2 separate regions of the Homo sapiens genome follow, and region 1 is linked to region 2. A link is a loop called in an ENCODE intact Hi-C map of the cell type or tissue named here. Cell type or tissue: ascending aorta. All regions are shown on one strand. Each heading gives the region's core, and the rest is flanking DNA. Links, peaks and the distances in the headings are about the cores only. Region 1 has its middle 70 kb from the start of UNC5B. Region 2 has its middle 120 kb from the start of UNC5B.

Evidence for each region. Hi-C counts contacts between places; a loop is a spot of excess contacts. Peaks named below come from ENCODE experiments on the same cell type or tissue, not always from the same donor. Only the 100,000 strongest peaks of a DNase experiment are listed, where the experiment ranks them.
Region 1: a loop joins it to region 2, with 2.6 times the contacts of the local background. A loop is called at or near these places in 2 of 110 quality-filtered maps.

The regions. Positions count from the first base shown.
Region 1 is chr10:71,136,765-71,147,919 of GRCh38, reverse strand. No RefSeq gene overlaps it. Among named protein-coding and RNA genes, the nearest start is that of UNC5B, 70 kb to the left of the region's middle. In ascending aorta, for the core only: no CTCF peak of the experiment used is centred there; a DNase peak (open chromatin) is centred at 4,129; H3K27ac peaks cover 1,599 bases.
Region 2 is chr10:71,082,267-71,093,421 of GRCh38, reverse strand. No RefSeq gene overlaps it. Among named protein-coding and RNA genes, the nearest start is that of UNC5B, 120 kb to the left of the region's middle. In ascending aorta, for the core only: no CTCF peak of the experiment used is centred there; DNase peaks (open chromatin) are centred at 5,211, 7,111 and 7,621; H3K27ac peaks cover 1,232 bases.

The DNA of each region.
Region 1 (11,155 bases), core at 1,087-9,086, 56 kb before region 2:
AGCCAGGTAGGATATATGGACATGCTTAACACTACATGTATAGTGATGCCAGGCAAGCTGCCCACAGGACTCTTATAACTGAGGCCACAGATCACCTACGTATAGAGGTTCTTAGACTAAGTCAAGGCATAGCACTATCAGATGCAGAGAGAAACTAGGGGTGATATTGGAGAAGGAGCTTATTTCATTCTTTCCCAACTTACAAGATTCACCAGAAGATAGGTTTAAGTGCTCAAATCCTCCACCTTGAGTCTCTTTGGAGAGACTGGGATGTTCTGTGGCAACTCCAGAGGCTTGGAAGGCTTTGGAAGCTGAAGGTCCACTTGCTGGCACTTGTCCTGAGCTGGTCCAGACTTTGGGACTCCTCTTTGAGATCCAGTGTCTGATTTCATGGGCATCAAGTCATGCCCATATAAAATATGCCAATCCTCGTGTCTAGACTGTCATTTCTATCCAGAAATAAGGCTGAAATTCCCTATGTCTGCAGGGAGAAAGCAAGTTATAGCCTTGCTGGAAGCACTGGTGGTTCTGAGTGGCATAACTCTTTCCTGTGACACTAAGTCAGCTGGTGCTAGGACCCTAGCAGCTAAAGTTTTCCAACTGGGCTATCCAGGGAGGACTGGGGCCAGATACAAAGGGGGCTGGGTGTTAGCCAGGAATCTGAGGATGTCTTTATCACATTGTATAAGGGGAGAACAAACGGTCTTGCCTGTATAGTATCCTTGGGCCTCTTGAGTCTTGTTCCTTCTCTTTTCTACCACCTCAAACGGGAGTGGCCTTGGGGATATAAGAAAGAAAAGTGGCTGTGGGGATGGGATTGCTGAACAGGGCTACATCGAGGTAGAAGCTGCTTTGCCTACAGTGTTCTAGACTAATATCCTAGGAAACAAGCATGAGAAGCCTAGAGGGTTCTGGGAAGATGTTAACTTCTGTGGGCTTCCTCACCCTAGCCCTAGGATGTGCTGAGGTAGAAACAAATGACCCAGGCAGAGGGCCTCTGCTGGGTATGGGTGACAAAGCAGGGCAGGGCGGTAAGACACTGGATCTCATGGGATCTGACTCTGGGTCCAGGCAGCATTTCTGGGGATGATGGAATCTGTTTAGACAGCAGAAATTGGGGAAAGAAAAGGGGAAAGAGGCCAGTAAACACCCAATGGTTGGTGTAGAAGTTTGAAGCTCTCTATAAGGACCTGAGGTCTAGCTTAACACAAAATAATGCAGAACTGTGGCATGGAACTAGCTTCAAACGGCTTAAGCCCAGACGGTTTTGTAGAGAAAACTGTGGGGAAATCGGGTCCATCTAGGTTCTCACGTGGCCCTCCCAGCCCTGAGACCTGTTAGTGACAGACAAACTTCAAGCATTATAACATCATAGTCTAGGAGATGGGAATAGGCTCCCAGGGCCAGACTGTCTATGGAGAGAAGTCTTGGGGTATCTCTCCTGGGTACTGTGGCCTCCCTAACTCTCTGCCTCCTCACAGGGAGATCTGTACTATTGGGAAGCCGTGACTATGCTCTCACAACATCCTAGTAGCATGGCTCTGGAGCTGGTCCTCTGTCCTGAGCAGAAGGTGGCTCTACATGAGGCTGTCCAAGCCATCACTTGTTCCTGGCCTGACCACATCTAAGACTAGGCTGAGATCACAAGTACATATATCCTACAAATACAGGGGTTCCTTATTTTCTCCAACTCGAGCCCCTTGAAAGGATAAGAGGCCCTGTGGGGAGAATAGGTAGGAGGCTATAGGTTAGAGTAGGGAGAACCAACCCCCTGCAACAGCTAGGTCTGAGGGTAAAGGTTAGAATGGTAGAGGGGGAAGTGCTGCTGTCTTAGACTGTGCCCAACTTGTGGGCATTCTTCAGAGCCATGCAAAGACTAGGTGGACTGATCTGGTCTGAAGCACTGGCAGCTATGAGATGCCACCCAACGTTAGAACTTTCCAGATTCTTTGTAAAAGGTTTTGGTGTTTCAAGTCAACAGTATGTGTTCCTACTTAAACCAGAATTTGTGTTGGACCAAGCTGGAGTTTGAAGCCAGACACTGCTGAGCTTGGTTGGGGGCCCTGATCTCTATGTAGACCTCAGCAGAGGATGACACTGGCCAGTTGTGGCCCTGCAGCTGGGCATCCTCACCCTGACACTGAACGGAACACGTGAGCAGTAGATTCCCCAACAGTCATTGCTGTGGAGCAGCCAGGAAATCTTCCCAGCAGGCATGCAGCTGGCACAGGAGAAAACTAGGGATCTTTCTTATCTTTCTCTGGGAGCACTGGTCTTTCCCACAAGCAGCATCTGATTCTCCCCTTGGAGTCCAGGACACACAGGGAACTAGAGACCCACATGACTGAGTAATGTGGGCTCCATTCAACTCTGAACCTGTCCAGGCTGGCCCATGGGATAGGTGGGGCTGTCTGGCTCTGGGAAGACATGCTGAGAAGACCAAGCCACCTCTGCTCAAAGGACTTACAGTTCTTGCGTGGGGCTCATCCCTATACTACATGACTTGGTTACTATTCCTTCTGAGAATCTGCAGTTGCCTCACAGACTAAACCTCTTGCTAAAACAAGACTTCAGCCTCAAGGCCCCTGGTTCATACTCAGCAGAAGTATCTTCCCACATCTGCCTTAAAGCCTCCCACATTCTTGTTACAGCTCCTGGACGTCTATTCAGGTAAAACCTCCCCTATCCACAGTGGCATTTGGGTTTCTGCTTGTACCTAGTTAGGTGTGGACCTACGTTGAGTACTGTCGCCCATTCTATCAGGGGTCCTGAGGGCACTGAGCAGCCCCTTCAGGCTGACCAGGCCAGTAGCTGAGTCCTTGTCTCTACAGAACCCAGGGCTCTACCAGGGGTGACTTTTCTGACCCCCCTTTTACCTCTGTAGGTTCCAGGACTCCTGGGGAAGAGTTGGCAGACTTGGGCCAAAGCCAACATGAAGAACCAGAAGTAGCAAACACGTATGTCTGCTAGAGGCAGATCAGGGCCTAGACTACTTATGCTACCCACTGGCTACCCGTGACAGGTTGAGGGGTGGGGTGAGATGTGCCTACAGGGCCTGAGGCTGTGATGTAGCCCTGGGGGCCCAAAGTCTTCATGCCTTCGCTATGGCTGAAGGTCAAGCCTCTTCTCTTGGGAGAGATGAGACCAGGAGAGTAGAAGACAATGTATTATATACTCCTGTTCCTGGACTAGCCTCTGAGGCCTGTGGCTAGAAGGGGTGCAGATGATCACAAAGGGTAAAGGGATGAGGGGGGCTGACAATTGCAATCTAGACTCCAGTGTGCCATCCTAACAAAGCCATGAAAGTCTTTTTCTTTTTGCTCAGAAGCAGGTACTGCCCCATTAGCCTAGTAGCAGTAGCCCTGCAGCCCAGGCTTTGTGTGGAAGCTGGCCTTCTCATGGTGGCTATGGTTTGGCATAGGGACATTCCCTCGGTGGCTCTTGAGTGAAGGCACTCCCAAGCATTTGCCTTGGAGACTGGATTATCTCTCCCTTAGCTGTGGTACAAGAGACTTCGGGGCTTTCATCCTATGTGAACAGGGTAAGGACCAAACCTGGGAAAGTCAAGGTTATATAGACAAAACTAGCCTTGCTTGCTATCCCTGGCCACCTGGATCTGAGTCCCTCTGCCTGTGTTTGGGGTATTCTTTACCCTCTATCTTAGTGGGAAGTAGCACTCACTTGCTCTTATAGCAACAGAAATTCCAATAACCTTTCTCCCAGTCCCTCTTGCAGGTAGAGAATAGACACGTGACCTAGGCTCCGTGGATCAGACGAATCCTTCCCAGACTTGGAATAGAAGCCAATGAGGCAAAGTTTCTAGGACTGGATACCTTCCCAACTGACAGTTGCAACAAGACCAAGCTTTGGGCAGCTCTGGCAATGGCCACACCTACATCCTGCCAGTGGGACAGCGTTTAGTGCTTGGTGGGGCCAATGTATCCTCAACCAGGCAGGTCTGTGGTGTGGCCTCGGAACCTCGGGCCCTAGTATTCCTGTGAGTTCTGCGGGCCACCCCTAGTTTTCATCATGAGTTCTTTCTGCTTAATCTGGCAAAACTGTTTTGTTGCTGGTGACAAAGAATGCTGGCTGAGAAGTTGCTAGCTGGGCTGGCTGCAGGAAACTGTCTTCAGGGAAATGACTGGTATGCTGGCCTGGTTGGGGCTGAAGTTGGTGACAATCCAGCTGGTACTAAGTTGAGGCTCCCACAGCCTGTGGCATGTGGAAACTAAACAAATTCTCACTGAGAATGAGATGTCCTTAAAGCTGTTCTGCCATCACCAGCTTAATCACCTTTGTCACACCTTTCATGTTTTAAAGGAGTAGCTTGCCACTCAAAGCCTCGCCTTTAGTAGACTGGTGGCTGCTGGGCCTCACTTCTCTTTAGAAGGCACCACAGTACCCTGGGCTGCTTTGGTTTTTGAAAATGGTTTATGTCACACTCAAGCCTCATCGGTGGTGATGTGACAGACTGGCAGCTTCGAGTGGTTCTCAGAGTAAGCAGAGACTTGGCCGGCACAGGATGGAGCTGCAAAGCCCTGCCACTTGGTTCCTGTGTCCCAGCAGGATGCTGGCATCCAAGCCTCTAGCGAACGAGGCCACTGTTTGGAACTTCCAGCAAGCCCCCAGCAGCAGGGGAATCTTGGTGGAGGCCTCCAGGGTTTGAGGGTAGAGCCAAGCTGCCTTCCACCTGTAGCTGCTCTTGAAGTGTGGTGCTTGCTATTTGGTCCCTACAGAAAGTGAATACTGCCTATGTGATCAGGGTATGAGTTGACACACCTCGCCATCACCGGGCATGCCCAGTGGTCTCAATTGAAGTCTTTTGTAGGAGGGCACCAGCAGTCCCTAAAATCATGTAAGTAGCATGAACAGTTGGCTGATGTGTACGCCTAATTCTATTGCACTGTTACCCACACCTACAACTCGTGCAGAAAGCCTAGGGACTCATAAGTGGCTCTAGACAACACACTGGTATCAGCTGGATAGACTGCTATGGCATTCTAGCCCCATTCAAGGTGACCCTGAAGGACCATCGGGAAGGGATCTTCCTAAAGGGCAGGACTTTGCACAGGCCACTGTCTCTTGCCTAGAAGGGTGCAGTCTAAAATGAAGATCTACATAGATCTATGGTTGGAGGCTAAAGATGTGACTGGCTGGTCATGGACTTGGAGCAAGATTACATGAATAGTGACAAGGAGGTTTAGGAAAGGAATGTACAGATTGGGGGCCTTAGAACCGATTCCAAGTGTGAGATCTCTTGTGAAAGCTCATGAAGGTATGACTCTAGACAAGGATCTTGCTAAATGAGTGGGGCTCCTGCCCTTAAAATGGTCAGCTTCCTTCCCTAGTCAACCCTGTCCTTGCTTGAAGGAGTCATGGATGAGCAACCATGGGAGGAAGGAGTTAAGGTGCCCCGCATGGCATCTGTAACTTGCCTTTCTCCCAAGGGCTGAACTCTCAGCTGCTAAGACCAACTTGAAACAGCGACCCTGGGCCCCCTAGTAAAGCATCTTAATACTGGGAGACACAGCCATCTACCAGTCCCCATTTGCCTTCTACCATGGAGTGGGAGGGTACTGGCCATTTGTCATGACCCAATATTCCTTGGATTTATACCTGTCCCTGCCTGACAGGCTTGCTTGAAAAATACGATCTGTGAATTTGACATTCAGCTTCATTGTTCACCATACAGCATTGCAACTGACAAAGGGACTCCTGCCTCAGCACAAGTGAATCGATAGGCAGAAGCCCATGGCTATTGTGCACCTCGACTCCCAGGAGCAGCTGACTCTATAGAATGGTGAGAAGTCTTCCGAAACCTCCATTATGGTGCTACCTGGGATTCACTGCTTTGGGAGGCTGGAGTACTGTTAATAGAAGGGGTGGCATGTGTTCTGAACCAATGACTGTGATAGTATATTCCTCATATACAGACTGCTTGGACCCAGATACTCAACAGTAGAAACAAGGTACCTCTCAATGTAACAGCTAAAGTCCTACTCCTAACTTGACTTGCCCTCCTGGGTTTGTGGATTCTGCTAGTTTTAGAAGTCTTAGTAACTTAGGGAAGAATGCTTCTACCAAGGGAACACAACTTTATCACTAAAGCAGAAGTGGGGACAGCCTCTGGTCACTTGCACCTGCCGCTTTGAACAGGCAAATGATGGTTACAGAGCTGGCTGGGGAGTTTGCGTCAAAGATCGCCCTCTCCGCAGTAGAGGCAGGGGAAGTAGTCCAGGGAGTCCCAGGCCAACCTTCTGCCACTCAGGGGTGGGTGAATAGATGACAGCCTAACCCTGGCCATACTACCAAGGGTATACATCAGTAGAAAGACTTCAGATCATTCCACCACCTAAATTAGCTGAAGATGTAGATTAAGGGAAAGGAAACAAATAACCTAGAACTGTTCCTTCTAGGGCTCCTGGGGGTTGTGGGAAGTTTGAACAGTAAGAATCCAGTATTCTTTGCCTCCTTGTCCTGAGGAACAGCCAGGACAGTGCCTGGCCTGCCCTCCTCACTCCAGCAGTGCTTTGCTTAGTCCCCCAGACACAAACCTACTTCGGCCTGTGGTAAGGAATACCACTCCTGTCTTTGACCTCAGTGCCAGGTGGGCTAGAGGGCTCTGATGGAAACTTAGCCATGGTGTGAACTTGATTGCCAAACTTCAGCTGGAGGTGGAGGTACCAGCTGGCGATAAGGCCTTGGATAAGACGATCCAGGAGAGGACAGTCACACGCTCTCTATTCACTGCTGCCTCTTGTGTCTGCCCTGAATATCTAGGGCAGAGCTGGATAGAGCTGCCCAGATGCAGCTCATGTCTTTAAAAGCTTCCTAATTGGTCTCTGGGTTTTCATTCCTGTTCTCTTCCCATCTATCCTCAATGTTTCAAGTGTAATTGTTATAAGCACACAACATGGGTCTTCCCTGACAGCCCATGACTCCTAGTAGAAATTCAGATACTGTCTAGCAGAGCCCTGACTCCAATCACTTGCTTCCAGAAACAATTGTCTCACCCCTTTATATCACCTGGGTTATTCACTGTGCATAGAACTCCAAGGCACCCTGGTGCCCAGGAGATAAGAGCAGCAGTGCTTAGTATGGGCTGGGTGTGAAGTCTGGAAGACTCAATCCACTGTTTCCGACTGAGGAAGGTAAGGTAGGAACTGCACCATGCCTCGCTGTGATGCTCCTGTGAGTGGGGCTTGTCGAGAGAAGGTGACTATTAGCAGGGTATGGTGGCTCATGCCTGTAATCCCAGCACTTTGGGAGGCTGAGGTGGGTAGATCATGAGGTCAGGAGTTTAAGACCAGACCGACCAACATGGTAAACCCCCTCCCCCGTCTCTAGCAAAAATACAAAATTTAGCCAGATGTGGTGGGGTGCACCTATAATCCCAGCTACTTAGGAGGCTGAGGCAGGAGAATCACTTGAATCTGGGAGGCAGAGGTTGCAGTGAGCTGAGATCATTCCACTGCACTCCAAGCCTGGGCAACAGACTCCGTTCCCCCCCAGAAAAAGTGACCATCGCTAATACCTACCTGGCACTTAGGGTGCTGTTATGCATTTGCCATGTATGAACTCATTTGGTCCTCACAGCCACATGGAAAGTACTGTCCTCTTACAAGCGAGGACACAGAAGCCTAGAGGAGTCATTTGCCTAGGCTTACATGGTTGGGAAGTGGTAGAGCCAAGACTTTATTTCAGGCTGTCTAGTCCCAGGGTATATACTTCTTCCCCAATATCTTATGAGAACTCAAATATAGAGCCCAGTTGACAGAACCTTAGCACCCATCTCTTAACATTTCACAAAGCTTGTTTTGTCACTTTATACCCTATCACCCATTAATATTTTTTTTTTTGTTTGTTTTTGAGATGGAGTTTCACTCTGTCACCCAGCCTGGAGTGCAGTTGTGTGACCTTGGCTCACTCCAACCTCCATCTCCTGGGTTGAAGTGATTCTCCTCACTCAGCCTCCCAAGTAGCTGGGATCACAGGTATGTGCCACCATGCTGGCTAATTTTTGTATTTTTAGTAGAGGTGGGGTTTTGCCATGTTGGCCAGGCTGGTTGCATTTCAAAATAAGTTGCAGTCGTCTGTATACTTTCCCTAAATACTTCAGCATACATATGAACTGGAGTTTGAGATTTCAGTTTTGTTTTTTGATGTAAAATTGACATGAACTTATGCTTTCAACCACCATGCTCTACTGCTGTGCTCAGGGAACACAAGACAGGCTAGGCCATCAGATGGTAATTTTGCAAGTGTTCACTGAACTGTCATATGCAAGAGGACTCATGGTTATGAAGGTACAAGAAACTCCCTGCTACGGGAGCTCACACCAGATGCAAAATTGAGCAGCACCCAGTTTGGAACACGGAGACACAATGGAAGAACAAGCATGAGGCAATCCACACAAAATCAGGGAAGGTTTCGCGGAGAAGGTGCTGGGTGGAGTTTTGAAGTAGGACACAACTGGCCGGGAATGGCATCTCAGGTGGCAGGCACTGCAAAGCCAGGGAGGTGTGAAGTGGGGTGGCTTACACAGCTGCAGGTAGCCTGGTGTTGCTGGAACATAGAATGGGCATGGGAATGTGGTTCTCTATTGCTGCAAGAAATTACAAACGATGACTGCAGACTTGGCTCAAAACAACGTGTACTTGTAGTTTTGGGGGTCAGAAGTCTGAAGTGGGTCTCACTGGGCCAAAATAAAGGTGATACCAGGGATCCCTTCTGGAGCCCCAAGGGAGAGATCTGTTTCCTTACATTTTCCAGGATCTAAAAACTTTCTGCAGTCTTGGCACTCGGCCCCCTCCTGTCTTCAAAGCCAGTGATGCTGGTGGCATCCTATGCTGCATCATGTTGGCATTGCTTTCTCTGTCACATGGTATTTAGCTCTCTTCTTCCATTATGAGGACCCTGGTGATTACACCTAGGGCTCACCTGGATAATCCAGATCATCTCAAGATCTGAGCCCCTTTTGCCATGTGAAGTAACACAAGCCTGGGTTCCAGTTGTCAGGATGTGAACATCTTTGTGGGAGCCAGTATTCCACTGGCCATGGAGGGACTGGGTGGCAGGGACACTTAGGGCTATGTGAGCTTGGTCTTGGGCTGAGCCTCCTGGGAGGAGGCAGCTTTGGATGGACTTGACCTGGCAGAGAAAGGGCTGAGTGGCATGAGGAGAGGGGAATAGTCCAAGTCTTCTCTACTTGTCAGGCTTGGCATGGAGGATGAATTTGCAAACTGAACAAAGAATGAGGTGAGCCTGGCTGGCGGCCAGGTGCAGTGCGGGGAGCAGCCAGTGTTGAGCTGAGTGGGAGATCTTCCAGGGAGTGAGCCGGGGACCACAGCAGGAGGGCGGGGCTCTCTACTCGTGAGGGTTAAGACAAGTCTATTACTGTTTCCTTGTCACTCTGTCACCCATCTAATGGCCATCGATACTAGTTGAATGAGAATTGATGGGGAGATATAGATTTAATTAACCCCAGTGTCAGCGGCTGCCGGGCCACCAGTTTGTGTGTTAATAGAGCTGCTGCCCGGCCTCTCCTGGGCTTTGGCTGGGAGCCCGAGGCCAGAGGAGCAATTCTGCTCGGCAGCGGAGGTGGCCCGGCAGAGGGAGGAGAAGCAGGAGCTTGGCTTGGGCTGCTGCTGTCTTCCACTGAGACCTGGCAGCCACCTTGTCGGTCATGACTGGGCCACCTGGCTCTGCTCTCTTGGCTGGAGATCTGAGCAGGGTGAGGAGGAGGACCCAGAGCCCACTGTGCCTCCTTGGCCTGAAGACGAGCGCCCTGGAGGTTCTACCTGGCATCCAAGTCACTCAGTGCAGCTCTGTTCTTGGTGGCCCCCTGCTCAGTGCCTGGGACTGAGACCCCCAGCATAGTGTACATTCTCCATGCCTGAACTCTCCCTGTCCCTCTGTTTTTCTTGGTCTAGATGCCACCCATGCTCGCAGCATGCTCCTTGGGTACCCGCCCTCCTGTGTTACCCACCCCAGCCCCACCTTCACTTTATTTCTTGATGGGCTTTTTCATAGCTGCCTTGTGTGCTGGCTTGACCCCTCAGCTGTGCAATCAACTGAGCATGACTGTGCTGGCAGTGGTGCCAGGAGGCTGCCCCTGCCTTGGACACCCATCCTTTGTGTAACAGCAGGGCCCATCTTCCCATTCTATAAAATGGGAGTTTGCATAAGATGAGTGGCCCCAAGCAGGCAGTGCTGCTGGGCACCCAGCTCCTGAGGCCCACTGTCTGGGCTTCTGACTTTCTCTTGTGTAAGGTCCCATGGTGGTGACTGGTAATGAGGGGACAGGAGGGGGAAGGACTCTGTTCTCTTTGGGATGGTAAACTCGCAGCACAGGAACCCTGTTGGTTTCACTGAGGACCGTGTGCCCAGCATGGTGGAAGCTCCATATTTGTTGAATGCACACTGCGATTGGGCCTGCCCCAGGGGCTGACCATGGAGAGTCAGGCCTCTTGAAGATCTGGATCACGCCTATGGCCTGGATGAGACTGGCTCCCTTGGCAGGGAGAATCTATTTCTAACAATCTCAGCTTTCCACTCACGGTTCTTTGCCTCCACAGCTGTGTGACCTTGGGCAAGTCACTTTATCACCCTAAGTCTCAGGTTGTGGGCACAAAAATAGTCTTTCTCCCAGGTGTGACACAAGATTCAATGAGGTGGTGAACAGGCCAGGCTCTAGGATGTGCGTTTTGGTCAGTGTCAAGCCCCTTTTCCCTGGAACTGGTTCCCTACAGTAACTGCCACCCACCGGCTTTGGCAGGGAGGGGATGCTGGAGCCTGGAATCCAGAGCCCACTCAGGCTCTGTCCTCCAAGGACCCCAGACCACTCCTGATGAGCAGGCATTGGCCTACCCTGTGGCATCACAATAGGGAATATCTGTGTGTGGACTTTGACAGTGCTTAAGAACTGACAGACTGATGCATACATCTCCTTGTCAAATCAGGCCTGGGTCGGGGCCTGCTCTTTGAGTTGAGGGGTGTGCTCGTAGCTCCCACTGGCCACTTGCTTCCTAGAGTGTCTGGGCACTGGGGCAGGGGCCACGCTGACTCTGAGGCAGGTGTGTGGCAGCAACCACTTGGCCCGCTAGCACCCAGTGTCTGTCTGGCAGCCTCCTTCCCTGCTTCACACTTCTGCTGC
Region 2 (11,155 bases), core at 2,185-10,184:
AAGGGTCTTTGCAATTCGAGCTTCTTCTGAAAAGGGAGGACACAGGGGTGAGGCAGGAAAGCAGCAGCCCTGGGCTCTCAGAGCCAGGTGTTGACAGACCCCTGCTTGGCTCAGGCAGCTGGGATCTCACTCCTGCTGCATCCATGGCTAGTCCAATGGCACATGGCCTGTCCCAGGCTTATTCCTTGACCCCTCTGGTTCCCTCACATGCCAGGTCACTCCCCTGACATACAAAGTCACTCCCTGCATTCACTATCCTCCCCAACATGCCAAAGCTACTCCTTTGTTACTCCTCTCAGCTTCTATTGTCTGTCTTCTGGCATGCACTGCTACATCCCTAGTATCAAGTTAACTTGCCTAGCATTCATTGTGACCCCCTGGCACCGACTGTTATTTCTGGAATGCCTGGGGACAGCCCTGGCATGAGCCGGCACTTGCTCTGGTGCAGGAAGAATTCCCTTCTTGCACATGCACAGACATTTGGTATGCTCTGGACAAGGGCCTCCGAATCTTTCTAGTTCTCTTTCCTTGCATAACCAGTAGGCATTACCCTGTGGCTTTTTCAAGGCCCTGCATGGACATTTGGGCTTAGATTTCATCAGGCCGTGCCATTTTTAGCAGCAATGGTGTCTCACATTCCTCTCAAGCCTAATGGAGCCAAAACAGAACTTTTGATCCTGCTACCAAAACCTACTCCCCATCTCAGTAAGCGGCACTGTCACCCACTTCCTTATGCTGAAAAACTCAGGTGTCATCCTTGACTCCCCTTTCCTTTCTTCGCCACATCCAAACCTCCTGGTTCCCCAACAACTCCCATGCCATCTAACACAGTGATTGCCTTTCTATACAAATCTTCTTTCGAGAGAGAGACAGGGTCTCAGGCTGTCACTGAGGCAGGAGTGCAGTGGTGCACACAGCTCACTGCAGTCTCAACCTCCTGGGATCAAGCAATTCTCCTGCCTTAACCTTCCAAGTAGCTGGGACCACAGGTGCCCACCACCATGCCCGGCCAATTTAAATTTTGTGTGTGTGTGTGTGTGTGTGTGTGTGTGTGTGTGTGGAGATGGAGTCTTGCTTTGTTGTCCAAGTTGGTCTCAAACTCCTGGGCTCAAGTGATCGTTCTGCCTCTGCCTCCCAAAGTGCTGGGATTACAGGCATGAGCCACTGTGCCCAGCCACAAATCTGTATTAGCTTCCTATGGTTGCTGTGACACATTCCCACCAGCGTCGTGGCTTAAAAACAACAAGAATTTATCCTCCTGCAGTGCTGGAGGCCAGATGTCTGAGATCAGTTTCACTGGGCTGAAAACAAGGTGTCAGCAGGGACACACAGCCTCGGGAGGCTCTAGGGGAGAATTTGTTCCATGCCTTTTCCAGCTTCTGGTGGCTGCTGGCATTCCTTGGAGGTTTAGGCCCTCCCCCAGATAATCCAAGATAATCTCTCCATCTCAAAATCCTTAATTTAATCACACCTGCAATGTCCTCTTGTGCCATATAAAGTAATATTTGCAGGCTGCAGGAATTAGGATGTGGACATCTTTTGGGGGGCCATTATTCAGGCTGCCACACTATCTTTTTCAGCAGTTGATCCTGTCTTTGAAGATCTCTCCTCTCTTTGTTTCCGTGCATCTCCTTCCCCACTGGTCACCCCTTCTCAATCACTTTTGAAGACTCCACAAGCAGGGTTTCTGCCATTCATTCCATTTCTCAGGGTGAAAACCCGTGGGCTTTTTTTTGGTTTGGGGGCACAGAGTTTTGTTATTGTCGCCCAGGCTGGAGTGCAGTGGTGCGATCTCGGCTCACTGCAACCTCCGCCTCCCAGGTTCAAGCAATTATCCTGCCTCAGCCTCCCGAATAGCTGGGATTACAGGCGCCCACTACCACGCCTAGCTAACTTTTTTTTTTTTTAGTAAAGATGGGGTTTTACCATGTTGGACAGGCTGGTCTCAAACTTCTGACCTCAGGTGATCTGCCTGCCTCCCAAAGTGCTGGGATTACAGACATGAGCCACCATGCCTGGCCTGTCGGCCATTTTGATTCCACTTCCCCCTCATCCCCTTCCACAGATGCTTTATCAGCCAGTCCTGTTGGCCCAACCTCCAAAATACAGCCCAAACCTTCCATCTTCACATCTCCTAACTCATTTCTGTCTGCACAGCCACCCTCCTTCCTCACCCTCAGTAGGCTCTGCAGCCAAAGCAGTGTCTCAGAGTCTCTGCTGAACAGCCTCTCAGCCTGTCTCTGACTCCCACCATCATAGAAATGGCAGCCTCCATGTCCATGATAGTTTCCGCCAAGAATATCTTACCTCAAGGACAGGATGTGTGATGTTTGCTTTCTGCGCTAGGGCTTCTCTGATGCCACAGCATGGGACCCCAGCAGGAGCCTACATGGCATGGGCATGTGCAGTCTGGACGCACGTGGGGTAGTCCACCGCCCTGGGGAACCCTTGGTCAATGCGGGACAGGAGCCGATGCATGAATGCATCCCCCCATGGGTCGCGGTGTGGACAACTCCAAGAGGCATTCAATGTCCTGCACAGAGGTAGGTACAGGGATCACCTGGCCCTATGATGGCGAACAGTCCTGGTTTCCCATGATGGGGAACATCTCAGTAATGCACCCTTGGATTGGCTTTTCTCCTCCCTCTTTTCCTCTCCCTCATCCCTCATCTTAGATACCTGGGATCACCTTCCACATCAACTGCCTGCACACAGTTCCTTCCTTCAGGCCCTGCTTTGGAGGGTACCCAGGCGGAAACAGTGAACTTCCCAAAATGCCCCTCTCCCACCCCATTGAGAAGCTTTCAGTAGCTCCCAGCGTTCCTGTGTTAAGGAGGCAGCTCTTTCTGTGACCGATGAGGGTCTGAGATGTCTGGTCCCTGCCTGCCTTTCCAGCCCCACTCCCGCACCCTTCCCACTCCTATCCCAGCCTCACTGGCCTCCTTTCATGGCCCATAGCTCTCTTGAGTTGTCCCTTCCCAGGGCTTTTGTGCAAGCTGTTCCTTCTTCCTGGGGCTCTCTTGCCACCCCACTCCTCTTCCGGGTGACTCCAGTCTCTTCCTCACCTCTCAGCTCAGCATCATTTTCTCAGGGATGCGTCCCTTACACTCTGCACTGTGCATTCTCCTAGCGTACCTTTGGGTAACTTTTCCTTCTCTGAAATGTTAGTTATGGTTGCAGTTTTTATTTGTGTTACTATCTGATTAATGCCTGTCTCCATTCATTGATAAGCCCCAGGAGGATGGAGACTGTGTCAGGTTTTTTGTTTGTTTGTTTGAGACGGAGTCTCACTCTGTCGCCAGGCTGGAGTGCGGTGGCGCGGTCTCAGCTCACTGCAACCTCCGCCTCCTGGGTTCAAGCGATTCTCCTGCCTCAGCCTCCTGAGTAGCTGGGATTACAGGCATGCACCACCACACCTGGCTGATTTTTGAATTTTTAGTAGAGATGGGGTTTCACCATGTTGCCCACGCTGGTCTCGAACTCCTGGCCTCAGGTGATCCACCCACCTCAGCCTCCCAAAGTGCTGGGATTACAGGCATAAGCCTCCACCCCTGGTGAGGCTGTGCCAGTTTTTGCTCCCCAGGTATCCTCAAGGCCAGGCATACATTGTAAATATTCAGTATTTGTTGAATGAATGAAACGATGTATAATTATTCCACAATGCTAAAGGTATACCTAGTGCCACATTTATTTAGCCTTTCTAAACCAAATTAAATCCAGCTTCTGTGACCACCAAATAATACCAATAACCTTCCAGATTTCCTCCCAAGCCTTGGGCTGAACATATGTCCCAGGCTTATAAGAGTCCTGCAACAGCAGGCTGGGCCCCACGGCTTTGCTAGATGTATGGAGTCTTCACCACCATTCCTCCTTGCTTAGCCTTAATCAAGTACACACTCCCTTCCAAGGTTGGTGGCTCTACTGGAGAGTCCATCCCTTCACTGCCAGGTAGGCCAAAGGTCCTTGGCCTTGCCATACAGTGACCATACAGTCATCACAGCCTCGCCTAGTGAGCCTGTGGGAGGTCCATGTTCTCTCCCTTCCTGGGAGGCTGAAGGACTGTTCCCATCACAATAACACTCAGGTGCCAATTGTCCTGTGCCTCTCAATCCCAACACACATAGTCTTCCTTCCCACTGCTCTTTTCTTTCTCAAAGTGCTGGATGATCCTGAGCATCATGTCCCAGCCTAGAACCTTGGAGGAGCTTGTTTACCTTTACTGGGGAGGTGAGTGGCATGGAAACACAGCAGTTAGTTTCTCCCCTCTGCATGGTGGTAAGCTCTCTGCCTCCAAGGTCATCCTCTCCTGAGGATAGACAGAAAATACTAAAGCATCTACAATATTGAATTCTTTTTTTTTTCCTTTTTTTTTGTGAGACAGAGTCTCCCTCTGTTGCCCAGGCTGGAGTGCAGTGGTGTGATCTTGGCTTACTGCAATCTCCACCTCCCAGGTTCTAAGCGATTCTCCTGCCTCAGCCTCCTGAGTAGCTGGGATTACAGGCACGCACCACAACTCCCGGCTAATTTTGTATTTTTAGTAGAGACAGGCTTTTGCCATGTTGGCCAGGCTGGTTTCTAACTCCTGACCTCTGGTGATCCACCCATCTCGGCCTCCCAAAGTGTTGGGATTACAGGCATGAACCACTGTGCCTGGCCTACAATACCGAATTCTTAATGACTCAGCCTATTATACGACTTTGCATACAGCTGCAGGTGGCTGACAGTTATCTTCTACTGTGAGCCCATGATGCTGCATGACGAAATGTTTTGCCACCTTTTTTGGTGTATTGCTGTCCATGATGCTGAAGCATCCTTTGGTTCAGGGGTGAGTGGTTTCTCTTATTCTTTGTCTACTCCTCTCCAACCTTCCCCAGGACTCATGCTTTTTGTTATTTAGTTTTTTAATGGAAGATTTTTTTTTAAACTGTTGCCGCAGAAATAAAATCAGGCCTCTCGCTTCTCAATGTATGGGCTTTTGACAATTCTATCATGTTTCTAAAGATTAAACTTTTCCTTCTGGGATGTTATGGGAGGGCTGAGGCCCGTGTCCCCTCTGCACACTGTTTTCAGGTATCGGCGTGACCGGGAGAGATGCTGAGGCCTGGATGGGGGAGGCAGCGTATGCTTGGCCTGTCGGAAGCATGGCTGATTTCATTCATTTTCTTTGGCAAAATGCGGAGTAGATTCTTTCCACTTGGTTGCCTTAGCTAGAGGCCTCTGCGTCATCTTCAACTCCTCCATCCTTTCCCCTCTACAGCCTGTGAATCACCAATGCTAGCTCAGAATTGTGTTCATTCACTTATTTCCATACCACCGCTGTGGCTTTTATCAGACCTTCATCTCTGAATCAAGGTACCAGCTTCTCACAGATCTCTCTGCTGCCACATTAAACCTGCCAATCCCCCACACCACTTGGAGGTTCCCCATTGTACTCAAGTGTCTAGACCAAGCTCATTAACATGGCCTCAGGTTGACCAGCCCTGGTCCATCCCTCCCCTATGCCTCTGCAAATGCCCTACCCACCTTCACTCCCTCCACTCCTCTGTCTGGCAAAGTGCCCCGTCTTCCACACCCAGTCCAACGGCCCCCTTTCCTGGAGACTTTCCTGACCCTCTGGGCTCCCACAGGTCCACAGCCCCACACCACACAGCTCCTCTCTCCTCCCTCAGCTACAGCAGCCTCACCTTTCTATCCCAGACTCTCTGCACCAGGCCCAGCAAACGATACATGCTCAAGAATTTGCTGAACGCATATCTGGCTGGTAGATTTTATCTGGTCTGGCCTATCATTTAAGTCATCCTCAGAAATCAGCCTCTCTCCTGTCTACCTGCCAGCCATGACGGAGCTTCTCTTAGCCTCACTCCCTCTCACCAAAACGTGCATTCACTTCTTTAGAAGCATATAGTAGCTGTCCCCACCATCCTAGCTCCTGGCTTTCCAAAGCCTGAAGCCTGTGTTTGCACCATCTCTAACCCACTGTGGTTCCAATCTCTGGAAAAAAGGATTCCATTCCCTTTTGCCTGGAATAGCAATGGTTTCTGTGCAGGGCATTACTCACCTTTCAGTTACAAGGAGCTGAGAGTTTATGGTAGATCCAGCACAGCTGGTCTCAGACCCACATTTTGCTTGCTAGAGGATCTCATAGACTGTTTAATTCAAGGGTGATGCTTTATTTTAACATGGCAGTTTTTGGTCAGGGAGCCTGAATTACCTGCACAGTTCACAAGGCCTGGAAGCTGGAAATATTCTTCCCTAGGCCAGTACTCTGCTCTCTCCATTTTTCCTTCTCCTGCCATCCAGGAGCTGAGATCTCCCAGCATCTGCCCAACCCTCAGCCTGCCTAAAATGCTCCATGAATCATGCTCAGAACTAGGAAATTAAGCAAATATTTACTTCATGCATAGAAGAGAAGGAAATCTCCTCGGTTGGAAATGAGTCCTAATATCCCCCTGCAGGTGTGTCTCATTCACTCGGGCAGAGCCCGAAAGCACTTTTTCCCTAGGGCATGGGGAGGGACATGGGTCTGGAGGAGCCAGCGCTCAGGGTGGGAGGCAAGAAGACGAGGGGGCTCAGGCTTTCCGGGGTCCTGTTTTATGTGCAGGGGGAAGGGCAATATTCCCAGTATTGTGGATTTGGGGTTTGAGATGATGACTCCGTGTGGATGTAGGAGCCAGATGTGATAATAGAGGGAGAGGGAGATGTTACAGATGTGGGGGGCATGGTTCCAGGAGTGAGGAGAGGGACGGTGTCCCAAAGCAATGCAGAAGTAGTGAGACGGGGAAAAGGTTCCAGTGTGCATAAGGCTGAATGGAAGGCTCTAGGTGTGGGGCAATTTTAGATGTGGGTGGAGCACTCAAATTTAGATGTGGGTGGGGACATTCTGGGTCCGTGTACTGGGAATAGAATTCTAGATGTGGGATATCTGTGGAGAGGGTAGAATTCTAGGTGTGCTGAATGGGGACACGAAGGTAAGTGTGTCTGTGTTTGTGTGCATGTGTGTATTTGTGTGCGTGTGTGTCTATGTCTGGCCCGTGGGCCACCCGTTTGAGGCCCCAAGGGAATAGCGAGTGCTTTGGCTGACTAAAGGCATATGACAAAGGCCTTGAATGCCCAGCCCAACTGAAGCAGGAAATTCTTTAATAACACAGGGTGTCGCCTGCCAAGGATCACAAGGGAACAGTCGTTTCTGGATGGGGTATTACCCACCATCTTGTTATTAATACAAAGAGCTAATAGTTGATTGTAGCCTCAGCACCGTTGGCCTTGGCCTCCTATTTTGCTTGCTAGAGGACCTCTTTCCCTCTTTTTCAAGGCCTTCAACCTGAGGACCCATCTACAAAGTCCCCCTCCCCAACTTGCTCCCAGGCTGTTTTGCTTTATGTCCAGACCTGTCATCTCCCAGCCCAACACAGCACTCCAGCGAGCATTTCCAAGCTGCCCTGGCCCCGCCTGCTTCCTGCAGGGCTGGTCCTTTGGGGTATGACCCTCCCACCCGCTTCCAGAGTCACCTAATCCCCTTTCATCCCCCTCTGGCAAGGTAGACAGAGGAGGGGTCCAGGCACCCCAGCTCCCATTGTCTGTGCTCCTTGAAACGTTTAAAGGGATTAGGGGTTGGGGGCTGGGCGCAGGCCGCCTTCAGGGACACGTGTTCAGTGGCCGAGAAGATGAGATTCCTCTTTCTTCCATCCTGCTCGTCCAGAGGGCTGGCGAGTGCAAGATAGATGGCGTGGATAAGGAGGCATCCAATTAATTCCAATTTAAACCCAATTTGGTCTCCTTTATAATTAGAACAGCAGGTGTGTTTCAATAGTGGATTATCTCTCCCAGGCAGTTGTTTGTCATCACTCTGTCTTTACCGTGTCTTCCTGGACCACCCCACCCGATGGGAGAGATGGAGATGGGATGCAGGGCAGGGCATCGAATGGGGAGACTGCTGGGTAATGGTGCAGACAGGAGTGGCCACAGATGCTCTGCCTCATCTCAGCCCAGCTCTCACCTGAGAGAGCCCTGCTCTGTGCCTCAGTTTCCCTGTCTGTCAAATGGGGGAGGAGCATGTCAATGAACATTCTTTACTCCAACAGCCATAGCTCAGGAAGGGGAAGACACTGATGGGAGATCTAGAAGGTGAGGCCACAGGAGCTCAGCAGGGGAATTGGAGAAACGGGCACTGCTGTGTGACCCCGGGTGAGTCACTGACCTTTCTGTGCTTCCGTTTTCTCACCTGCCAAACAGGACAGTGATAATGATCATCTGATACAAGATATCACTTAATAAAAATGTCTGAAAATGGCCCCACAGCTAAAGGTTTTCAAGTGAACTCTCACACAGAAGGCCCCAGCATCCCTCCCCACCCCTTCCCTACAGAAGTGCTTTGGGAACACACTAGTCAAAAACCACAGTCAGAAAATAGGAAGTGGGTGGCCCTACCTTAGCTCTGCCAGGGATTCAGGAGGTTTCCAGGGGAACTTCAGATATGATCCTGAAGATTCCAAAACCCTCCTGGGAAAAACGCAGTTCCTGCAGCAGTTGCAGGGTTCCCATGATTGAGTTTGAGTTGAGTCACATGGGTGGGAGGCCTGGGGTGGCTGCCCCCAACTCTTCCGACTGTGTGGGCCCTCTGCAGTCTGGCATGTACATTTCCAGTCTGTGTTTGTTTGGGCCTTGGCCCCCCACAACCTATCAAGTTGACAAGGCAATTGCCATCATTGCCATTGGCGGGTAAGGAAACTGAGGCTCAGGGAGGAAAAAGTAATTGCTTAAGGCCAGCGTGTTCTTTCAAGGCAGAGCAAGCTCAATGGCCCTGAGTCCTGAGTCTAGCCATGCCCTGGCACCCATTCCTCATTTTGCAGATGACACACCCCAGGCACCCAGCTCCAGCACTGGACCACTGGCTGGTGGCTTTTTCCCAGGCTCTGGGGATCTATCCACAAGGGTCAGGGTCTGCTCTGGGCAACACAGAACCCCTTGCCCACAAACTCCGCCACCCTCTCCCTCCCCACCGCTCAGCACCAGGGCCTTAGCCACCACCTGCAGCCTCACAAATCCTCCCAGGGACGTCTGGGTAATTAGGAGATTCTTCATTTACTGATGACGCTTCTCATTACCCAGCATGAACACACACTTGTTCCCTTCACAGCGCCCAGGCGGGGCTGTGGGATTGGTGGGATTGATGGGTTGGGCAGGCCTGGTGCCTCCTCCCCCAGGCTGTAAGATGGCTGTCTTTGCCCATAGGTGAGAGATCCTGAGGGCACTGGCTCTCTGCCTTCTCCGAGGGCTGGGCCTTGTGCTTGGCATCCCTGCATTGAACCCACATAGTCACCACCCTCTGCTTGACTGTCACTGCCTTCTCTTTTACACGAGGAGATGGAGGCTCAGAGAGGCCAAACCACTTTCCCAAAGTCACAAAGTGGGTGGGTGAAAAAAATATAGGCGCCTCCCCCCTACCCCTGCCTAGAGCCCCATATATATATATATACACGCACAGTTCACTGGATCCAACAATTTGAAAATTCCTAATTTTACAACTAAATGTGAAAGGAAAGCCAAAATACCTGATTCAGGAACAGCCAACTTGCCCTCAGAGGAGCGGTCTCAGAGTTTGTGGTGAGAGGCCACTGCAAGGGTCGAGTCACCACTCGGCACTGGGCCTCCAGCTTCCCCAAGACAGGGCTCTGGAAAGGCTCTGAAGCTCTGGTACTGGCGTGGACACTCCCCAGGCAGCCTGGCTTGGAGAGTTTGGGTTTCTTTGCTGACCTATCTGCTGAACTTCTGCGTATGGATGCATCACAGAGTCTCTGGAACCAGAGGGTGGGACGGGAGGCCCCTGAGTCTCCTTCCCCACACTCAGGCTTGCTGTCACTCTAAGGCACTGAAACTTGCCTAGGGAAGTTCCTGCTTAGAGCTAATATGAGTTTCTCCAACTGCACTGGAGAGGAACTCCTGTACTAAACCAGAGGAAAGTCCTGAATTGCGGGGGGAAGGGATGCTGGGGAGTGAAGATGGGGAACTTAACGTGTCAACATCTCTCAAAGGCTGGAAACATGAGGCTCTTGCCAGAAAAGGTTTTTGTGTCCTGAGGGAATTACATAACAGCAGTATAGTTTATTTATATATGTAAATATACATATGTATATATATATATATACATGCATGCACACACATTTTGTGGTATTTGTGTGAACTTAGAGTGCAGTATGAAAGCTTAAAGCTGACAAGTGAAATTGAGTTAGCAGGGCGATCCTTATTCCTGATTCATGACTTCACCAGGCACTTGTGCAGGCTGCAGGGCTGGAGAACCGGTGGCAGCGGGAGCCGGCGACCCAGGCACCAGTTGAATTATGAGCCACAATTTATAAACCATTACGTGCTGTGGGTTCCAGGGATATTTATTGCAGTCTGACCACTTGCAATTCAAAACTCAGTTTTGCAAATGGGGAGGAGAAAGACACCTTAAAAATGTGTCTTAGAGCCAGGCCTCCCCTGAGGCTGCCTTAAGTCAGCCTGCAGTCTACAGGCCTGGGGATAGATAGACGCCCATCCCCTAACCTCTCCCTCCACATACCCCAGTCCCCCTGACAGTAGCACCCAAGAGGCTCAGTCCATTTTGTTGGAGTAAAGACTTCATCCTATTTTTATGGATAGAATCCAAAAGGAAGATAAAAGAAATCCACCATTTATTAACCTCCTACTATGTACTAGGCACCACGGGGAGGTGCTTGCTTCATAACAAGCCTGAGAAAGAAGTATCCTTAATCCCCCATTGACAGCTGAGAAGTTGAGGCCCAGAGAGAGGCATTGATTTATTCCTAGAGGCTGTACAACATTATGGTTAGCAGCATGGGCTTTGGAGCCAGACTGCAGGAGGATCCAATAATGTTTGTGACATTGGGCAAGAGACTCAAGCTCTCTGAGCCTGTTTCCCCAACAGAAAAAAAAAAATAGGGATTATGACCGACAATATGTGGGATGGAACTTTAGGAAGACTGAATGCATGGTAACTATTTATTAGGATGAGTACATCTGGTAGAACGAATGGCAGACTTGAGACCAGGTTTGTGGCACTCCAAAGCTCCAGCTCTTTCCACTCCATTACCTTGCCCATCAAGTTGAGTGACTTACTCAGGCCCACAGCCAAGGAGGGCATCACCAGGGAGCC